3 separate regions of the Homo sapiens genome follow, and all the other regions are linked to region 1. A link is an interaction called in ENCODE POLR2A ChIA-PET data of the cell type or tissue named here. Cell type or tissue: MCF 10A. All regions are shown on one strand. Links, peaks and the distances in the headings refer to the core of each region. The heading gives the core; the rest is flanking DNA.

Evidence for each region. Peaks named below come from ENCODE experiments on the same cell type or tissue, not always from the same donor. Only the 100,000 strongest peaks of a DNase experiment are listed, where the experiment ranks them.
Region 2: POLR2A ChIA-PET joins it to region 1 with 15 read pairs; 7 of 35 experiments call an interaction of 5 or more read pairs at or near these places.
Region 3: POLR2A ChIA-PET joins it to region 1 with 34 read pairs; 7 of 35 experiments call an interaction of 5 or more read pairs at or near these places.

Annotation. Positions count from the first base shown.
Region 1 is chr3:31,889,729-31,895,158 of GRCh38, forward strand. All of the region lies in intron 1 of OSBPL10 (oxysterol binding protein like 10), which reads right to left. Among named protein-coding and RNA genes, the nearest start is that of OSBPL10, 89 kb to the right of the region's middle. In MCF 10A, for the core only: no CTCF peak of the experiment used is centred there; DNase peaks (open chromatin) are centred at 1,113, 1,553 and 2,383.
Region 2 is chr3:31,974,512-31,979,941 of GRCh38, forward strand. The region is part of intron 1 of OSBPL10 (oxysterol binding protein like 10); the gene reads right to left. Among named protein-coding and RNA genes, the nearest start is that of OSBPL10, 4.0 kb to the right of the region's middle. RefSeq lists an enhancer at 4,837-4,886. In MCF 10A, for the core only: no CTCF peak of the experiment used is centred there; no DNase peak of the experiment used is centred there.
Region 3 is chr3:31,966,437-31,971,866 of GRCh38, forward strand. The region is part of intron 1 of OSBPL10 (oxysterol binding protein like 10); the gene reads right to left. Among named protein-coding and RNA genes, the nearest start is that of OSBPL10, 12 kb to the right of the region's middle. In MCF 10A, for the core only: no CTCF peak of the experiment used is centred there; a DNase peak (open chromatin) is centred at 2,705.

The DNA.
Region 1 (5,430 bases), core at 1,039-3,538:
TAGCATTCTATAGCACAATACAATGATGCTAATGAATAATATATAGCTTCAAATAGCTCGGAGGAGGATATTGCATGTTCCCAGCACAAAGAAATGATAAATGTTTGAGATGATGGATATGCTAATTACCCTGATATGATCATGGTATGTTGTATGTCTCAAAACATCACTATGTAGCCCATAAATATGTACAATTATGTGTCAATTTAAAACTTAATAAAAATAATGTTTCTTAAAGTTTGGTCCAGTTGCTCTCTGCTTCTCAATCAGTTGAAAAGCTTGTTGAAAATGTGGATTCTGACTCTCAACCTACACCTAGAGGATCTTTGTGAAGGTCAGGAAGTCGGAAATGTGAATTTCAAGAAGTTTTCCAAGTGATTCAGAAGCACCCTCAAGTACAAAAAACAGTGCAAAATCAGAGTCAAAATAAAACCTTCCGTTATTCATCACCCTGTTTTCCATCTGGTATGCCAAGCATTTCTCTCAATCATTCATTCAAACACCTGAGCACCCACACACCCATATAACCAAGATGAATGTTATTTAAGCATTAGCCAACCTCATTTTGTCTTAGTCAAAAACAGCCAAACCCCAGCTTTCCTAAATCACAGCAGCCCAGACAGTGGATTTCTTGGTTTTGTCACTCTGGAAGTGTTTTTGAGAAAGGTTTAAAGACATTGTTTGAAATCACCTGGCATCGAGTTCCTGCATAATGGGATCATCACCTGGCATTATGAAGGTGCTCACTTGAGCAGAGGGGCTCCAGGGGCCAGGCTGAGTGAAGCACCTCAAGATTAAGAGCCACCAGCCTGAGAGGCTGCTGCTTTGGAGACCTCATAAAGCACCAGAATAAGTCAAAGTGAACTTTTAACTCAAGATTTGATGCACTGAGCTTGGATTTGATCTATGATGAGACTCGATCTGCTTTTAAAGACTAGTTGATTTAAGCCCGAAAGAACTGAGACCTGTCTTATGAGAATTAATATAGGCTTTCACAATATTGCCTCATTTCCCTCTGAACTATTAACTCTTGAGTTTCTGGTGTCTTTAGGTGAAAATTTCGATACCAATCTGCGTCTTAATGCTCACAAATTATATCTTATTCTTGATACTGACGATGTTGGAACTTACCTGGAAATGAGCTAAGTCCTGATTCACGTCTCTGCTTTGTACTATAACACACCCATCCTGAAAGTCACGCTGAAAAAATTCTGATACTAGCTAAAGCCCTGGGGTAAAAGTGGGTGAGCAACCCCAGTTTAGTACCCACCAAGAGCAAGAGAGATGGGAGCTGTCCTGTGGAGGCCAGGAGAAGCAAACCCAATCATCAACAAGCCCCATGGCTCAGCTTTTTCCCTAAACATCAACTAAGTCTCTAAATTCCACCGTCCCTGAATTCAAAGTGTCCTTTACTTTTTCTCTAGGGGCAACAAAGCATAGAGGAAGGTAGTGTGATTCGGCAGTCAGAGACCTAATTATGCCCTAGGCCAGGGGTTTTCAGACTTTGCCCACATCAGAATCACCTGGAAGTTGGTTAAAACACAGCTTCCTGGGCCCCTCCCCCAGAGCTTATGATTCAGGAGGTCTGGGTGGAGCAGGAGAATTTGATTTCTAACAAGTTCCCAGGTGATGCTGATGCTGCTGGTAGGACCACACTTTGGGAACCACTTGTTTTCATTTTTGTGACCTCGGGCAAGTTCTTTATCCACTCTAAGACTTGATTTCCACATTTGCAAAAACAAAAAGCTGGCTAATTCGCTCTTGCAGTCCATCCCACCGTCTCTGTGCCCAAAGGTCTGCCTGCTTATAAAACAAGAATTTCCAAATGTTCATATCACATTCCTAAATGCAGACAGTAAATCAGATCTGATGCTGATGCTCATATTGCATTGTATCAGCAGTTTACTACAATGCCAACAAGACAGAACTTGAGAGCTTGTGTTTGCCATTTTTGGGGGGTGCCAGTGCCACGGAAATATTATTTGGCAGGGGCTCACACTCAGCTGTCAGTGTGGTCAACTGTACATAGGTTCTGTGATATGAATAAAGCACTCTGGATAAGTTTATTCAGGTAATGGTTAAAGAGAAGAGAATCCATATAAAAGCTCAACAATGTTTTGAAGAGGGTAGCTCCAAGTCCCCAAACTAAGTTTTATTTGTAAGAATTCACTCATTTGTTTTCGGAAAAATTTTTACTATCTGCTATGAGCCAGGTATTGTGCTAAGGATACATGTGGTATGGGTGACAAAGCCCCTATTCTAACGGGGGAGGGAAGCAGAGAATAAAATATTCACTAAAATGAGTGCCAAACTCTGGCTGTGATTGTGTGTTGTAATAGAAGTGAGTCAATTAGTAGAATTTGACTTACTAGGGCCTGTCTGGAGACGGAGGAACTGAGATCTGAGGTGTGAAGAAATGGACTCGGGGAAGAGGAGAGGAGAGAGTTCCAAGCAGAGGAAGGAGCACGTGTATGGCCCTGAGGACGGAGTGGGGAGAGGGAATGGAGAAAAACCAGTGTGTTTGGAGCAAAGAGAAGGAAAGAATGTGTGTTATCAGATGGGGCTAAAGACGTAGGCAATGCAAACCATGCTGCGCCTACAAGGCGTGGCGGGACTTTATCCTAACATCAACCAGCGGCAGGGACAGAACCAGAACTACTTTGTAGAAAGAGAATTCTAGCTCCAAAGTAGGGAAAGGCCAGGAAAGAAGCCAGGTGGGAGCAGAGGGAGCAGAAAGGCGGCTGCAGAGACTCGCTTTCTCTCAACGTGACGACTGGGGAGACTAACACATTCTCTCCCCAAAAAAGTCAACTATAAAACTGGACAAAACTGTCAAAAGCAACCATTTCAGAACAGTAGAAACTGACCAAACTTTGATAAGAACAAGCAGAGCTTGGGGATCATGCCTGGGCTGTCCCCAGCCTCCTCCTAGCAATGCTGACCGGTAGTTCGACTGGGGCAGCAGGGTTCTGCTGCCTGAGGGAGAGGGAGAGGGCGAGGGTGAGGGCAATTGCTCACATGATTCGGATCATCATCAGGTAAAGTGGCAATTGCAGGCAGATGCAGTGGGAAGACCAGGGGCTCCACTGGCCTGAGGTTGCTGCCCAGTTTGGAGCAAGCCACGGACCAGCAGACTAGCCAGGGATTTAATTGGGAATTTCAGGAGGTGAGAAAACCATGGGGCTAAACTTTTCATGTATCTGTTAACCGGTGGTTGAGCACAACTGCAGCAGAGACCAGAGCAGGCCCACGGCACCCATACATCCTTGGTCAACAGAGCCTATGCTCAGGCACAGGGAAGAGCGATAAAAAGTAAGAGCCAGGAAGGACACGGAAACAGCCTGAAATGTTAATGTGCTCCCTCCTAACAAGCAGATAGAGGGGCAGAGTCAAAGCCTTTCTGGCTAAAGCACAATCTCTGGCCAATCTTTGACTAAATACCAAGTATATACATGCAAAATATACAAAGAACCCTTACACCTCAAAACTAAGAGAAGCAACCCATTCAAGAAATGCAAAATATTTCATTTCACCAAAGAAGACATTTCACCAAAGAAGATACATGAATGGTTAATAAATACATGAAAAGATGCACATGATTAGTCTTTAGAAAAATGCAAATTAAAACCACAATGAGATTCCAGTTCACACCCACTAGAACAGCTATAATTAAAAAGACAATGACAAATGGTAAGGATATGGAGAAACTGGAACCTTTCCACACTCTTGGTAGGAATGTGAAATAGAACATCTGCTTGTGAAAATAAACTTAACCTACAACACATCAGTTTCACTCCTAAGAATCTACTAAACAGAAATTAAAACAAATGTCTACACCAAAGACTTACATGCGAATGTTAAAGCAGTATTATTCATAGTAGCCAGAAACTGGAAATAATTTAAATGTTAACTGGTGAATGGATAAAGAAAATGTGGCATATCCATCCCATGGCATACTATTCAGCAATAAAAGTACAACATGGATGAACCTCAAAAACATTATGCTAAAGGAGCCAGATGAAAAACACTACAAATTGTATCATTCTATTTATATAAAACGTCCAGCAAAGGGAAACAGAGAGACAAAAAGATAAGTGGTTGTCTGGGGCTAAGGGTGGGAGCAGGATTAGCTGCAAACTGCTTACAGGGATTATTTTATTTTTTTAAAAAAATGTTGGTGTTAGAAATATTCTCAAACTGAATTGTGGTGATAGTTACAAAACTATATAAATTTACTAAAAGTAACTCAATTGTATACTTACAATGAGTGAATTTTATAATGTTTAAATTATACCTTAATACAAGTGATATCTACAGTGATCCTGGCAATAGCCTAGACCAAGGTGGTGATGGCAGAGTTTCAGTTGACAAGATTTGATGAGGCAGGAATTCAGTTTTGGGAATGCTGCATTTGAAATACCTTACTCCAAGAAATGTCACTTAGCCGTTGGATGGATGAATCTGGAGCCCAGGAGCGGTCGGAGTTGGAGATGTGAATTTGCAAATCATCTGCAAATAAGTAGAAATTGAGGCCACAGGCATAGATGAGATTGCCCAGAAAGAGGAACAAGGAGGACAAGGGGAGGCAGGAAGGAACGGGCCTGGGACCAAGACTTGAGGAATTCTAACATTAAACAGGGAAAAGAACAGAGAAAACAAGGCAGAGAGGAAAACCAGAAGCACAGAAAGGACAGAGTGACCATGTCAAATGCTGACAAAGTGTCAGTAAGAACTGAAACATCCTATTTGTGACCATACACTCATCTGTTTATTTCTAGATTCATGGATTCCCATGGCCCTAATTTATTGTCAAGCAAATCCGTTTTTGTTTTGTTGTTGTTGATGCAGCAAGCCCAAGAGAAAGGAAAAGAACTTCTCTTCCAAACACGTATTGCCTAAATCCACCAGCTATTTTCCAACATCCTCATTCCATTTTTACTGGGAGGAGTGGAAACATTATTGGGTTGAAGCCAGGATCTGAATTTCAGCTCTGCCACTGATTGATTAGCGGTCTGAAACCAGGTGTGGCAGAGACAGACTACTACCCACTAAATACCTATTTCCCTTCTCTCTCAAGAGAACGCTAGTTTTTAGTCGGACACAACATGCTATGCCGGAATATCTTTCCCAGCCTTCCTTTCACTTAGATGTGATCAATTGACTAAGTTCTAACTAATGAGGAAAAATGCTGTCGTATTACCTTCCCTCCCTCCTCCACTTGCTTTTTAGAAGATGAATGCAATGGCTGAAATTCCATGCCACACTCTAGGGATGGTGAAGCAGAAAGCTGGAAGGAGCATGGGTCTCTGATTTCTGTGGAATCCCCAAACCAACCCGGAAAAGCTACCTCCAAACTGCTTTTATGTGACAGAACATAAATGCTGCATATTAGAATTCTCTGCGGCCTTTTTTTTTTTTTTTTTTAGACGG
Region 2 (5,430 bases), core at 1,406-3,905, 85 kb after region 1:
CAAATGTGTTCAGTATATTCATACCACGGAATACCAAATAGCAATGAAAATAAACAGACCACAACTATACACAGAAACATGCGTAAGCCTCCCAAACATAACGTTAAGAGAAAGAAGCCAGACACACAGATCACATATTACACAATACACAGTTCAAAAGGAGACCAAACAACTCAGTGGTGTTGAGGTCAGAATAGCAGTTACCGTATGCGGGGAGATACTATGAGGAAAGGGGCTGTGGGGGACAGGGAATGTTTTGGCAGCTGTTTCTTAATCTGGGTGTGTTCCATTTAAGAAAATTCATTGAACTGTGTATGTATATGATTTGTGTACTTTTCTGAATGTAGATTAGACTTGAAATTTACTCGCAAAACTCAGTTAGACAGATGACGTGAAAAGGCATGAGCAGCTTTTCTTTGCCTCAACAACTTTTTCAAACTGCAAAACAGACACACATTCACCTTGGGAAAACAGACAAGAGAAGATAATGGAAATCACCCATAATCCCACCAACCAAAGAAAACCATTTTGGTGTGAATCTCCTCAAATATACACACACTTTCAAAGGAGGGGGAGGGCAGATTCTGCAGGGAGTAGTTAATACGAAGCAGGTGCTCAATACGTATTTTGAACCATAAGTGAATAAACAATATTATACAGTGTTTTGTAACCTAGGCAACCATCCCTTTTATTATTACCATCAATGAAACTAGTTAGTGTCCCTAAAGGATTTTAGCACACGGCCTCAAAACACTCTGGCAGACTACACAGGAAGATATGCAGATATTTCCTATGTACACGCGGACAAGAATACAAAACCCAGAGCAGTGATTTTCAACCCTGGTATCACCAATTCCCTCTAAAATTATTGGGATACTCAAAAAAACACTTATTTTCCTTCAAGGTGGCTTTAAAAATTCATATATACCCCAGTGATGCTTTAATTTGGGATAAGTGGCACCAAAATGCTGGGGGCTAAACACTAAACACTCAACGTATGTTGTTAATCCAGATAGAGTCAAAAGCAAGCCCTGGATATTTGGTCACTAATGGCCCCCAATGGGTGAGTTGTGGTGGGCCCTAAATCAGGGTGGGCACGTCACAGGAAGAGTCATACTCCCTGATCCAGAACCAAAGACTGTTTGCAGAGAGCAGGACAGATGATAAACACAGCAACACAAGGACAAGGTTACAAGCAGGTACAGAACCAAGACTTCTGATACTAATAATAGCTAACACTGGCTCAAATAGAACTAAGCCCTGGTTTCCCTCTCTGACATTTATTCATTTTTTTATCCATTTGACAATACTTACTCTACCCTTACTGTATACCAGACCCTGTTCTCAACACTGGAGATAACAGCAGCAACAAAGACAAACAAAATTATCTGTCCTCAGGGAGCTTATACTCTAGTGTGGAGAGACCAAAAAAAGTAAAATATAAAGCATGTCAGATAATAGCAAGGTATATGGAGAGAAATAAAATAGGAAAGGAAGATAGGATTTAGAGGCTGGGAAGGGGAGCTGTAAATGTTTGGTGCCAAGTTTTAAAAGGATCCCTTCAAAATGAAGTAATCATCTTCTCCCCAAAGAACTCTATGATAATTATGTTAATGTGGTCCCAGGGTAACCACAGCACTCAGAATAAAAACCAAGAATTTTATGGACCAGAAAGTGCCTACTTAAAAACAGACAAATTGAAGATCTAATAATAGCTACCACTTCTTGGTATCTTGCTATGTACTATTCTCAGTCCCTTATACACCAATAATCTCATTTAATCTTCACATTGAACTAATGAAAAGAGTAACATCATTTCCCACATTTAGCAGAAGAGAAAAACAGAAGCCCAGTGCAATTAAAGAGCTAGCCCACGGTCACATGTGTGCTAAGTGTTGGTGTCAAGATTTGAATCCAAAGTTCACACTACTCTTCCTCCCCAAATAAATGTCTACTTTAGAGACAGAGTCTTGCTCTGTTGCTCAGGCTGGAGTCCAGTGGTGTGATCATAGCTCACTGCAGCCTTGACCTCTTGTGCTCAAGCAATCCTCCCAACTCAGACCCCTGAGCAGCAGTGACTACAGGCCTAAGCCACCACCACTGGCTAATTTTTATATTTTTATTTTGTGGAGACAGGGTTTCACCATGGTTCCCACGCTGGTCTGGAACTCCTGGGCTCAAGCAATCCTCCCACCTCGGCCTCCCAAAGTGCTGGGATTACAGATGTGAGCCAATGCACCCAGCCTTGTCTTCCTTAATCCTAGTCAAGATTTGTTGTCATTCAGCATTTTATTGAGTTCTTACAACCCTGCCAATCACCAAAAAAAGAATTGAAGGTTGGTTCCACGTTCGCAGTGTCTTCTTTTCTCCAAATAAGAAAAAGTGAATGGCAATGGCAACCCTTAGATATTTAAATAACAATTTCTAGATCCAATTAGAAATTATTTCCTCAAATACTTGATATTATGAGCAACTCCAAAATAGCTCCATTTTAGTTTGAGAGTAAAGTTTGACTTAGGGCAAATGAAAGTTCATACAGCCAGTTTCTTACTAGGGGTAAGCACCTCAAACTGAACACAGTCCAAACAGAACTCTTGGCCAAGCCTCACCCTCCCCACAAACACATTCCCCTCCTGTGATCCTCATCTCCACAAAGGACGTCTCAACCTCCCAGCCTCTCAGGCCCACAAATCAAGAGTTATTCTTGCCCCTCTCTCACCTCCACATCAAATTCATCAGCGATTTCCATCCTCTCCACACCAGATCTATCCCTTCTCTCCAGTTCTCTGCCAACCCCCAGCCCAGGCCGCCAGCATCTCTTTCCTGGACCACTCAGATGGGCTCCTAACTGGTCTCCCTGCTTCATGCTTTGGCCCCTTGAAAATCTCATCTCTACACAGCAGCCAAAGTGACCTAATAAGTGTCACTTCCCTTCCTAAAATCCTTCTGGGCCACCAGAACCCAGTCTGAAATTCTAATCCTGGCCAACTAGGTGCTAGGTCATCTGCCTCCTCAAGTTCTCGAGGTTTACTCTCCCCATGGTTCACTCTGTATGAGTGATAAGATGGGTAATAAGAGAGTACTCTAAGTGACAATGTGAATAGCAGTAAAAACACTAGACTCACACTTAAAATTATTCCTGCAAATACTTGCTTTATCTCATCACCTTTTTTTAACCTTCATAGCACTTGCCACTTTCTGGATTTTTTATTGTTGTTCATTTGTATCAATGTATTTACTCTTCAGTGCCATCCTGTAAATCTATACAATGTTATTATGCCTGAAATATTTTCTTTAAATATCTATAATAATGAATGACAGAAAGCCCTTAATGCATGTTTTCCCCATACTCTAAGTATTTCACATTCTCATCCAGTGAGTGTGAGCCAAATGTCCTGAACTTACTCTCCTGAGTTGAGCACGTTCCCATCATACAGTGTTCTTCTCTGTGACCTCTCTTTATGTCGTTTATTTTGTGTTCTGGCCCAAACTGCCTTCCTAAGGGCATGAGGATGAGGCTACAAATAAAGGCAGAATATGATGCCAAGTGTTAAAATATAAGTTTTACAGCAACTTGAGAACATGCAAGAGGACACCAGGGTACAAACTGTTAGTGGGTGATTGGTATTAAGTCCTGGGAGCTGGTGAAGAGCACTACAATTGCACAGCAGCCTGAGAGGATGAACCAAGAACTTGGTTGCTATAGATTTGTCATTAACTGTGGGCACTTTGAAAAGAACTGCCAAAGGAAGATGCTATGAGGCCCAGAAAGAAAGGCAGCAGGAATCAGTTGGCTAACTATTTGTACTAAGGCATTTCCCTGGACCAGGGAAGGGTGGTAGCTCCAGCTCCTAGAACAGTTCCTGCCACATAGTAGGTGCTCAATAAAACAGTCTGTGAATAGATAATTGAACAAATGAATACATTTTCAAAGTTTCTATTTTTATCCTCTTCTCTCTTCCTTTTCACTAATCCATCTGTCCCTTCATAAGACCCCTAGAGAAGGGAGAATTTTGCAAGCACAGAGTCATCGTAATCTTCTCCAAACCACTAATGGACCCTCAGCCATCGTTCAAAGAACAAAATGTGGGAAATAGAAACCCTGACACTGAGATGTTAACAATTACAGACGATGCTTATGGAGTCAGTGGTAGACTTGGAAAACGGTGAGTCTACTGTGGTAAGAACAAACATAGGCAGACAGCTATAAATTGCAGTAAACAAACTCAATAAAGATGAGACATCACTTAAGCATGCTCAGGAGTGTACTTAATACCACATTTCACCTAGGTAGCCTGCTATCACGTAGGTATTATTATTGGCATTAAATGTGCTTCTTCTCAACCTTGCCTCCAATCTAAACACCACAATGGGTTTAAAATAATGCAAAAGAATGTTACTCCAATGCCTCCTAAATCCACTCCAAATAACAAATCCTTTAATACAGACTGCAAGGTAAAATATTGTTCCCCAGCAAGTAAATAATAAAATAACTGTAATCCAGGGTAAAAGCTTTGCTGGCCTCATAATCTACTTGAAGAAAAAGCATTAAGTGATTGCTCAACACACCAACAAAATGCTGTTACTGACAAGGCACCTTGAGTTGCCATTAACGAGACATAATTACCAAGAACTGAAATCAGATTTAGTCATCTCATATCTCCCTCTACCTACGCATTCTACCTATTCTTTTTCAGCTTTCACGAATTGAAAGGGGAAGGGAGAGGCAACAGCAGACACTAGGACTATTTTGAGAAATAAAAGGATTCAAAAGTTAAGTGCAACTTCCACTAACATAGTAACACATCTCCCAGGAAGCCCAGGTGACTCAGAAAGTCCTATATGTAGAATATCAATATAGAAACAACTCAGTTTCCATACTTCAAAAGACCTCTTCCTCCAAGTTGAGTTTCGTGCAGATAACTGGCTGATATGTTTCAGATGGAAGCAAATCTGAACATTTCCAAACAATCTACAGGAAGAGATAACCAAGTAATATAGTCCATGCAGCAGAGATAAGCAACTTTCCAGGGTATAATTCAAATCTCACAAACATCCTTAAGAGCCCCAAGTCTATTAAGATCTGGAGACTGTTAAATAGGCAGGACAAAATATCCCACCAACCACCTCTCCAAAAAGCATTGTTCTCCTCGCACTGACACTTGTATTTCCCTCTGGCTTGTTTTTGGAAAACAAATTGAAAAAAAAAACAAAAACAAAAAGTAAACAGTAGTGCCACATCTGTTCTTGTCTTCCTCACGATGGCAGATCACACACACTACCACCATTCCAAGTGCCTCCTGAGCCCCTTTCCTCGACAGCCCCATCCTTCCACGTGTCCATAACTAGGCTTCTCAACTGCAAGGGGGAAGTGAGCAGGAAACTTCAAATGGGACCTGAAGAGGAAATAATGATAATAATGTAAATTGC
Region 3 (5,430 bases), core at 1,406-3,905, 77 kb after region 1:
TAGAATAGAAATCAATTAAATTGAAAACAGAGAAAGAATAAAGATCATAAATGAAACAAAAAGTTGATTCTTAGAAAAGATCAATAAATTGACTGACCTCTAGCAAAACTGATAAAAACAAAAAGAAACACGAACAAGTTACCAATATCAGGGAGAAGAAAAAGGGGCCTCATGAACATTAAAAAGATAATAAGGGAATACTAGAAGCAACTCTACATACCTAAATTCAACAACTTATAAAAAATGGATCACTTCTTTAAAAAGCATGAACCACTCTCAGAAGAAAACTCTCACAACCATAAGAAAACAAACAACCTGATTGAAATCCAATTTAAAAATGGGCAAAAGACTTAGCTAAAGCTAACCTTACTAAACACGATATCTGGATGGGAAATAAGCACATGAAAAGCTGTTCAGTGTCATTAGCTATCAGCCAATTACAAATGAAAACCATGACACACATTTACTAAAATGCCTAAAATTAAAAATATCATAATACCAAGCGCTGACAAGGATGTGGAACTGGAACTTTCATGTGAGTATGAGCAAGTTCATGGACAATCTCTGAGGGGATTTTTTTTTTTTAATAAATGGTTAAAACACATTTTACTACACAAATAACAAAGATTTAAGCTGTTACTTCTGAGCATAAATAACATGTTCCATGAGATAATGCAAGACAAACCAAATCAATCTTGCACATCAAAACCAAGGTCAGGAAAAAAAAAATCCCATTCCCTCACTGAGACATCTTTCCAGCTCTGGACAGGAATGCAGAGAGCTCATGCCACTCCAGGTTTTTTGTTTGATTGTTTTCTGTTTGTAATTTTTTGTAGAGTCTCACCGTTGCAGGGAGCTTGCCATTGCCAGGGCTGGTCTCAAACTCTTGGCCTCAAGCGATCCTCCTGCCCTGGCCTGTAGTAGCCCCAGCCACTTGGGAGGCTGAGGCAGGAGGATCGCTTGAACCCAGGAGGTTGAGGCTACAATGAGCTGTGATTGCACCACTGCACTCCAGCGTGGACAACAGAGCAACACCCTGTCTCAAAAAAATGAAAAAAAAAAGTTGCTTATAAATGGTAATTCATTATAATTTTCCTATGTTGGAGTAATGAGGAAACAAGCAATGTTTCCCACTTCATCTCATTTATAAATGAAAGAGACAGTTGACATTTATATTACGATGAAACAACTTAATAGGGAAAGGATAAAAACAGTGAAAGGATAAAAACAAATCTCCCAAACCTTTGGTTTAATGGTCCTTTCATAAGCTGCAAATATGCTGGCTTTACCTATTTGCTCACAGGCACTCACACACTCAGGCAATTTCATTGTAGTTAATCTCTGGAATTGCCTAACAATCATTTTTATCACACCTGGGCATCTTCTAAACCAGTCTGGATGAAGCTTCAAGAATGGATGCTTCAGTGGCCACATTAGAAGACTAGAATTAAGGCAAATTGGATAATGTTTATTAGATATATGCTCTATTCGGTGATTAAGTATATAGTGCACACCCCAAGGTTTTTGTTTTGAATAGGTCAAGTGAATTTTTGTTAATCTTTCAATATAATTTCAAATTTACAGAGAAGTTACACAAATAATACAAATAAGTATTTACTATTAAAGAACTATTAACATTTTACCACAGTTGCTTTATTATTTTTTCTTTCTGTGTGTATTTCTTTCTGTAAATAGCCAACATAATGCCCCTTTACCCTTAAATACTTCAGTGCGTAAATGTTAAAATAAATACTTGACATGGATACAGTACTATTATCAAATCTGTAGACTTTATACAAATGTTGTCAATCATGTCATTTATAGAAAAAAAAATCGGATCACAAGTTACATGCAGTTGTTACACAAAAGAATTCAAAGTCTTAAACTAAGAAAGGAAGCAAAAACAAAAAAGGAAACAAAACAAAAATATCAAAAATACCAATAACACTACAATGCTGGAAAGGAAAAGGAAGCAAGCCTTCAGATAAACAGAAATTCAGACCATTCCATGACATGAATCACTGCAATTTAGTTTCATCCAAGTTAGGTCATGCTTTGCTTCTATTTTGAAGGGGAAAAAAAAAAAAAAAACACTTTACCCAGACTTAAACTTGATTTCCCAGATACAAGTTTGGTCTACTTTCTTTGATACAAAGATTTTCTGAAGCATACCTTTACGTTCAACCCATAAAAATGGCCTATCCTATTAATCAACATGAGAAAGAAAACATGCCATTCTGGCTTTTAAGACCATCTTCCTGAATTTTAGCTGACTTCGAAGCAATCATGTAAACTGATCTTTGACATAAAAATTCCAGTTACAGGAAATTCCAAATTAACTAAACAACTATAATAGTGTTATGATGTACTTTGGGCCAAGGTATCAGCTGCAGACTTCTCATAAAAAGAAAAAGGCACTCATTAGCCAAGCTAATAAAAATTACCACAAAGAAATTTGCTGGAGCAAAGAGAGGAATCAATATGAAATGCTATATAATGAATGTACGACAAATGCTCTCTCAACGGCACGTACTAGCACAAATGGGTTTTTGTTCTGTTAAACTTTTTAGAGACGAGGCCACTAAATGAGTCTGCTGCAGTACACACACAAAAAAGTTCTGTGCTGTGTGGTTAGCCAAGGGGATCAAGAAGCCCATTGTTAAGGTATTAGTAATAGGGTGGAACTCAGACACACAAGAATCCCAAAAGCAAAGTACATTCCGCAAACGCATGATCCTATTTCAGCCAAAGTCCACACTCTGAGGTTAATGAATTGGGAGGCCTCTGCATAAATCAAGACATCTGTCAGCACTTACAAATAATCACAGGGCCAAGGAACCCCTCATCCATCCCCTAAACACTCAGGCAGAGAAAGGACAGGCCAGGCAAGGAAAGTCATTCCTAAGGACCAGCCCAGAGGTGGCAAGAGTTGGCAAGGTTGTCTAAAGAGAAAGCTCTACACTTACAGCTCTGGAACAGTTAGGGTTTTGGAAGAGGAAAAACCACCGAACACAACCCATGCACAGAAAGATATTCTGCCCAAAGGAGGGCTACAACATCACTCGTTAAAACACGGGGCTTCGCTGGGCACGGTGGCTCACGCCTGTAATCCTAGCACTACTTTGGGAGGCTGAGGTGGGTGGATTAGTTGAGGTCAGGTGTTCACGTAATGAGGTCGGATTACTTGAGGCCAGATTACTTGATTACTTGAGGCCAGGTCAACCTGGCCAACATGGTGGAAACCTCGTCTCTACTAAAAATACAAAAAATTAGTCAGGCATGGTGGCAGGCACCTGTAATCCCAGCTACTCCGGAGGCTAAGGCAGGAGAATAGCTTGAACCTGGGAGGCGGAGGTTGCATTGAGCCGAGATCGCACCACTGCACTCCAGCCTGGGCGACAAAGCGAGACTCCGTCTCAAAAAAACAAAAAAAGAAAAAAAAAAAACACGAGGCCTCTTCTTTGGAAAGGCCATGGAGAGAAAGAGTATGCGGGGGTGGGGGGCGCGGGGCAGGAAATGATTATCTTGCAGTGGAATTAGCTGGTCCTAGTTTACCCTAAGCCAAAGCCCTCAGTAATCTCATCTATAAAATGAAGGGGTAGGAGACCAAGTTCTTTCCAGAGAAAAAGAAAACACACTTTGAAGTCCGAAAATTCCGTGCTCCACAATTTATTAACTGTGCAGTCTATGTCACTCTAGGCCTCAACATCTTCACCTGTAAAACTGCGATTCTACCTGCATCAATTAGGGTTAGATCTGACTGAGACTCGGGGCTTGCAAAAGAAGCATATTCCTCCCCCTCCCCACAAGGAAAATTCCAGAGGTTGCAGCTAGGATTTATGAGGTGGCTTTGATCCACAAAGTCCTCTGAGGCCAGATTTCTTCTGTCTCCATGGCCTTCATCCCAGTCACCTCGAGGTTCAAGACGGCTGCTGAAATTCCAGCCATCATTTCCATATTCTAGTTTTGGCCAGCATGTCTATATTCCAACAGGAAAGGAAAAGGTAAGAAGAGTACAAAGAAGGTTCCAGGAAATTACTATGTGACAACTCTGCGCTTACATCCAGATTATAATCTCATCACCATCCTAGTTGCAAGGAGGGGGAGGGATGAAAATACAGTTTTATTTTTGACAGCCATGCATCCAGCTAAAAACTGGGGTCTATAGCTACAGGAAAAGGGGAGAATGGATAGCTTTGCAACACCCACCTCCATCTCATTTTAAAGATTAAATTGGATAATATACGTAAAGTGTCTGATGCTTCGTGGACCCACAAATACACAGGGCCAGCGTTCCCCTTGTGGTAACACAGACATTTTGTGATCTGTGGTCTCAGCGGCTTAAGAGCTTCTTCAGAAAGTAGCCTTTTTTTAGCCTAGTCTGTCTTTTACAGTCTCATCTCTGGCCACACTCCACATACAACCTGCATTCCAGCCATACTAAACCTATCTCCTTTCATGCCTCCAAACATTTGTACTCACAGAGCCTTCTACCAGGGACGCCCTGCTGAAGCCTTTGTCTGCATGATGAACTCTTCTCTTCAACATTCTAGAAGGTCTTCCTCCACCTGCGACTTCTGCCCTTTATTCCCAAGTGGAGCAGCTGCTCCCACTCCCAGGTGCTTCCTCTGCAGTAGCACTCACCACCTGTACTGCTGCATCTAATGAGTTGGTTTTTTTTTTCTGTTTTTTTTTCTTTTTTCTTTTTTTTTTTTTTTTTTTGAGCTGGAGTCTTGCTCTGTCGCCCAGGCTGGAGTGCAGTGGCACAATCTTGGCTCACTGCAACCTCTGCCTTCTGGGTTCAAGCGATTCTCCTGTCTCAGCCTCCCAAGTAGCTGGGATTACGGGCGCATGCCACCATGCCCGCTAATTGTTGCATTTTTAGTAGAGACAGGGTTTCGCCATGTTGGCCAGGCTGGTCTCGAACTCCTGACCTCAGGTGATCCACCCACCTCGGCCTCCCAGTGTGCTGGGATTACAGGCATGAGCCACTGCACCTGGCCCTAATGAGTGCTTTCTATGTGCCACCCATTGTCCTAAACCCTTTATACACAGCTTCTCAGTTGATCCCCAAAACTCTATGACACAGACACCATATTATCCCCATTTTACAGATAAAGAAACTGCGACATAAAGGTCAAATAGCTTGTCCAAGGCAAAGAGTAGAGCTGGGATTTAAAAACAGGCTACTGGACCTCAGAAACTACACTCTTAGCCCCAACACTGGGCTGCCTCAACTACTTGCATAAGAAATCTAAGTGTAATTATAGGGAAAGGATGATCAAACTACATCTCACAGGCTATATCAGCCCACCGCCAGCTTTTATAAATAAAGTTTTATAGAACACAGATACATCCACTTATTTACAAAGGAGCACTCGGTAGTTGCCATGAAGACTGTATAGCCCACAAAGTCTAACCTACTTACTA